Linked DNA regions of Homo sapiens: region 1 is linked to region 2. A link is a loop called in an ENCODE intact Hi-C map of the cell type or tissue named here. Cell type or tissue: heart right ventricle. All regions are shown on one strand. Links, peaks and the distances in the headings refer to the core of each region. The heading gives the core; the rest is flanking DNA. Region 1 overlaps CDK8 (cyclin dependent kinase 8). Region 2 has its middle 61 kb from the start of WASF3.

Region 1 (2,918 bases), core at 250-2,749, 120 kb after region 2:
CATATAGAACTTTGCTGGTGACATTCTGATGAGGCATATACTCCATTAAACTGTATTTGTTGCCATGGAGATCAGAAATCCTACATGACTTAAATTATAATATCATGGCAACATCTTCAAGTATAGCAAAGCCATGCACAGAAATAATGATAGATCATCCTTGATTGCCATCTGAAAAATGATATAAATCTATGAGATACTACTGTTTGAAGCAATGGGTTCCCTTATCTAATTGTTGTTTTATTTCTCCCAGGCTTTTCTTCTTCTTTTTGCTGCTGCACTCCCAAAAAACTCATTGATATTTCCTAAAGCAGATGTTTGTATTGCAGAGACAACCATTCTGGCAGAAGCTTTCTGTTCTCCAGCATGTCATGCTGGAGGAGAGTGCACCAATGATTTTGGCATACACCAAGGATAGCAAATTGGTTTCGTTTTAGGAGCCAACTCTGATGGAAAAATAAAGAATTCAAAAAGCTCTATCTTGAAAAAGACAAGAACTGGGTTGATGAAGAAAATGCAGCATTTATCAGAGCTATCCGACATAGGAAGTGGAGAATGGTGGCACATCTGCCAAGTTAACGGCAATAACTTTATTCCAGGGGTGAAATGAAGTCTTCAGATATTTACTAATGTATCAAGGCAAATTGGAGATTTTGAGTCAACAGGAAAAGTTGATTCTTGATGGATCTCTCTATTAAAAGAAGACAATGATCCATAAGAAACTATATTGTCAGTGCTTTTCTCTGTCATTTGTCCAGAATTAAACTTCCACAAATGTGTAAATAACACAGCCTGGTGGTAAACTTTCTAGTTACTCTATGATTATTTTGTATAATACACACTGAAGGGACTGACACATATCTCACATTTCAAAAGTCCTATGAGATTCAAAAGCAGGCAGCAAAGTCTTAAATAGACACATACTCAGTAAGTTTTACAAACTGTTTTACTGTAATCTTCTAAAGAGTTAAGTGATAGAGATAAACCTGGAAATCCAGTGATGAAATCTTTATAATACAGTTTTTCCTCTTTTTTTCAGGGGTATGAATTTTTTACCTCTAATACTGAAGTTTACTCCACTAGTACTGCTGAACACCTTAAGCTCAAGGAGAAATTACCCACTTCTAGTAAAGTTGTTTCTTGCCTTCCTCTGTTTAAATTTGAAAAAAAAGCATAGAATTCTTAACCAATTCTGTTTCCTGATAAAAACAACATGTATGTTACTTATAAACACCTAACTTCATTCTCTATAGTAAACAGTTCAAGTACTATACATTCATTCTTATGTTCACTGAATTAAGAGGCACTGAGGATCAACAGAGACACAAACAAACAGTTCCTGCCCTCTAAGAGGTCATAGTCTAGGCTAAATGGGTGAGATAAATTCAGGAATGGGAGAGCTTCACAGATGTGGCTGCCTGGCATCTGAGGAACAGAGTGCCTTCAGGACTCACTGAGATCCTGCATGCAAAAGCCACAGAGCTGGGGCTGCACCCCCTGTTGGGGGATAAAGGGAGCACTCAGAATGTGCCACACACTGGCAGTACTCAAAAATCATAGGGATATTAACTAGTTTCTGACTTACTTAAGAAGTCCCCTTTCAGGGGGAATGAAAGTTATTTGACTGTCATCTTCAATGCAAATCAAAATATTTTATAAAACAAGGACTAACTTCACAAGAGTAATAGTGCTAATAAAAGATGACATTTTCTTTTTATAATTCCCTCTTATTTTTCTCTAATCCATTCTACTAACCCTACCTTTTGCTTTCGTCTATTTCTATTAATACCAAGTTAAACTAAAATGGTCTTTCGTCAATGGTCTATCATCAAACATATTTAAAATAATAAACATTGTTCAGATTAGCTTTAAATTAGTATCCTTAAAACCCAAGGGTTTTTTCTTTTTTTTCTGCAGATACTATGGGGTTTTGAGTTTTTAAATTACAAAATTCTTAAGCTGCCTATTTTAGGCAACTGAGGCATAGCACACTAGTTTAAGTGCTAAGAGATCAATATGGGATAGAACCTTCTATTTTCACTGACACAAAGATCATTTACTTCCTGTAGCAGAGCCTAGCACAGGCAATATTACTTCCTTAAAAATGCAACATGGATGTACAGTACAAAAACTGCATGGCAAGAGAAAACACACTTTTCAATTGCTGGGCACAGATACAACTTACTTCTAATAAAGAATGTGTACACATATTAACATGTGTATATATTTTTTAATAGATGGAAATGGATTTTTTTCAAATCTGATTAATTGCATTTTTGAAAAGCTGTAAAATTTTATAACAGTTTAAACAAATTCTAATGAGTCAAGTAAGAAAGAAGAGATAACTAAGCTGAAGACTAGAAGGCTGAATAACATCAAGGAGACCAAATGCATCTTAAAGGAGAAGTATCAAGGCACAGAGACAGTATCGAAAACTTTTAGCTTTCAAAATAGTTCCTTTCTTTCATTATTATTAATTTAACTTGATGTATTAAAAAAGCGAACCTAGCTTACATTGAAATCTGAAAATCACTCTAATTCCAATTATTATTCTAAACGATGTTAATTTATAGATTTGGTGGTATAACAAAACTAACTTTGCTTTGTCTACTATCTTCCCAAGTATTACTTCCTTGACAAATCTAGATGTTTGTGTATTACTTTTACTAACTATACTGTATTCTTCTATTAACAGACACTTGGTTATGCCACTCCCACCCCCTACTTTTTTGGCAGTAACCCTAACGATGTTCCCATTGCCAGTGTAAAATTATGCTCCTCGCCCATCCCCCAAAGCCCTGATACATGCACCATATAATTTCCTTGGGATAAAATCTCAAAAGTAGAATTATCAGATCAAATCATGCTAACAGATTTATTGTTCTAAAACTGGACTTTTAAAAACTTTTTAAATGTAA
Region 2 (2,918 bases), core at 138-2,637:
TCTAGAAAAGTGTGGGTTGATGGATTTCTTAATAAATATGTAGAATGAGAACTTCTGTGAATCCGTGCTGACTAACACTGGATGGTACTTATACTGATTGTGTTCTTGGTATTCCAAAGCCAAGTCAGACCAACCTGTAAACCAAATGTTTTCTTGTGGGAGGTAGAATTGCAAGGGCTTGCCAGAGCCAGCGCTTGCTGGGAAGTGAGCTAGTGCAGCTCTCAAACTCATCCGCTTTCTCCCCAGAGCTGCTTGATTCATGCTGGTTATCTTGGAGACAAAACTAAAGCTTCTGGTAGAAGTTGGATTTTATTTATTTAAGACTATTAGAGGACCGAGATTAGAGGGTGTGTGGCCAGATCGGGTGCATGTTCTATGCAGGTACTGGGGATTCAGTAGTCAAGACAGCCCCGCTCCCTGCCCTCGCAGACTTAGTCCAGAGATGACACTAAAGTGTGGTCATTACCATCCTGCAGGGTGTCCTGGGGGTTTCAGAGACAGGCTCCCTTAAGGAAGTGGAGTGATGTCTAAGGGATATAGATGATGATCCCTGAGGGACATAGACTGCCCCTAGGTGATGAAGGTGAACGAGTTTGTGTCTCAGATGGAAGAAACAGCATACTCAAAAGGCCAAACATAGGACATGGCACAAAAGGAGTGGGCAACCAATGACCAAGTGTGAGTCGGGGAGCAGGGTTGGTTGAAGGAGGAGATGGTTGATAGGAGCAGGAGCCAGGCAATGGAGATCTTGGAAGTTGGATAAGATTCTGGACTTGATTCTAGAGCAGGGTTTCTTGGCTTTGGCACTACTTACATCTGGGGCTGGATAATTGTTTGTTGTGAGGCAGGGCAGGAGGCTGTCCTGTACATTGTGCGATGTTCTGCAGCATTGCTGGCTGGGCTTACAACATACCAGTGGCGCCTCCCAGTCATGACAATCAAAAACGTCTCCAGTCATTGCCCAGTGTCCCCTGGGTGATGAAGTTGCCCCCTGTTGAGAATCATTGCTCCGGGGCAATGGGGAGCCACTGAGGGGTTTTGAGCAGCAGCTGATAGCAGGAACTCTGCAGTCTTCATTGCTACAGCCATTTCCTCTCCGCCTTGGGCTGAGCTTCTCGTGAGCATCAAAAGTTGTAGGAGAAAAAGAGCTGATGTGCCTTTCTGCTATGGGTATTTTTCAGAACTGAAACTATTAAAACTTTCCTCTTCTGATGAATTGGTATTCTTACTTTTATAATATAAAGAACCCTATCCTTTTCCCTCTTTGCTTTGGTGACCAGAGAGCTTAGAATTACTGTTTCTACTCAGTTGCATGGGCCTCTCTGGATCGGTGTAAGTCTAAGTTGCCTACCCAGGCCCAGCAGTTTGCAGACATCAGTCAAGTAGAGGTGGGAGGGCGGGGGCGGGCGCCACAGTGCCTGGAGGCTGCAGCTCTCTGTCTTCCCTCCAGAGGGCAGCAGGCCCTCAGCTCCCACTATGGGGCCATTGAATCTTTGGATTGTTCAAGAAACACAGGAAATCCAGATTTCTATGTAAAACCTCCCAAGTTTATATATTGGCAATAAATTCAAATGTTCAAATGTCTGTAAGACAAGTACCAGGCCAAATCAAATTGTCTTGGGGCTATTTTCTGCTCGAGGGCCAGTTTGTGACCTCTTTTTTTTTTTCTTTTCTTTTTTCTTTTCTCTCTCTTTTTTTTTTTTTTTTTTTTTTTTTGAGACAGAGTCACTCTGTCACCCGGGCTGGCATGATCTCAGCTCACTGCAACCGCTGCCTCCCAGGTTCAAGTGATTCTCGTGCCTCAGCCTCTCAAGTAGCTGGAACTACAGACACCTGCCACCACACCTAGCTAATATCTGTATTTTTAGTACAGATGGGGTTTTACCATGTCGGTCAGGCTGGTCTCGAACTCCTGACCTCAGGTGATCTGCCCATCTCAGCCCCCAAAGTGCTGGGATTACAGGCGTGAGCCACCGTGCCCGGCCTCCAGTTTGTGACCTCTTGATGGGTGTTTTTTGTTTTGATTTTTTAAAAAACATGTATTTTATATATACACACACATATATAATTTCATTTATTTTATTGCTTTGCTTTTTCCATTTGCTTCTGTTTTCATTGTTTTAATTTCATTTTGGGGGAGGAGTAGGGGATTGTGCTAGGGTATCTTCTCTTCACTCTCCCAGATCCATCTTGCAGCTTCCTCCACTTTGCTCTGTGTCCTGGGAACGATCAGGCTCTCTTGCTCTGTGACTTATGTTGGGAGGCCCTGCCAGCATCTGCAGGTGGGAAGGAAGTGAGGCTGGAATACAGATTCTCCAGCCCACTCCCTGCTGGGGAGGCTCAGGTCCTGGCTCAGGGCAGACAGCCTTGCCTCCAGCTGTCCTCTCCAAGCTCTGGATTCTGCTCCTGGTCCTGGTCCTTCTAGGGCGGGTGAGCTGCGGAGCTGTGGCATCTTCATCCTCACCCTGTTGGTTTTCCTCAACCCTGCCTGGATCTTCGTGCATAGCCCCTTCATTAAGCTTCCCTCAATTATCTGACTTGAGGGTTTTGTTAGCTTCCTACCAGGGCCCATGGCTACTAAAAAATAAGTAATTTAGTGCAGAACACAGGAAAGTTGGGGGGTTGTTTATATGAACAAAACATAAATAATAGACTGGTCTCAGAGGATGTGTATTGGCCGTAAGGACGGGAAACCATAACTACATCAACAGGGAACGTGCCTAGATTCCCATTCATCAGATCAAATCTGCTTCACATGACGTGATTTTGAACCTTGACTTAAAGTAGCTCATGCCATTTTCATGTAAAACTGTGTTTATCCTGCAGGAAAAAACATGGGAAATGTGCCCTAGAGGTGAAATGTGTGAGGAATGTCTCAGGAGCCTCATGATTGCTGTTCTCAGGAGCCTGTTCTCATG

Evidence for each region. Peaks named below come from ENCODE experiments on the same cell type or tissue, not always from the same donor. Only the 100,000 strongest peaks of a DNase experiment are listed, where the experiment ranks them.
Region 1: it touches region 2 in a loop (2.2-fold over the local background); 9 of 110 quality-filtered maps call a loop at or near these places.

The regions. Positions count from the first base shown.
Region 1 is chr13:26,375,788-26,378,705 of GRCh38, reverse strand. All of the region lies in intron 4 of CDK8 (cyclin dependent kinase 8), which reads right to left. Among named protein-coding and RNA genes, the nearest start is that of CDK8, 120 kb to the right of the region's middle. In heart right ventricle, for the core only: a CTCF peak has its summit at 1,501 (motif pointing left); no DNase peak of the experiment used is centred there.
Region 2 is chr13:26,495,321-26,498,238 of GRCh38, reverse strand. No RefSeq gene overlaps it. Among named protein-coding and RNA genes, the nearest start is that of WASF3, 61 kb to the left of the region's middle. RefSeq lists a silencer at 1,360-1,529. In heart right ventricle, for the core only: a CTCF peak has its summit at 1,456 (motif pointing right); a DNase peak (open chromatin) is centred at 1,438; H3K27ac peaks cover 318 bases.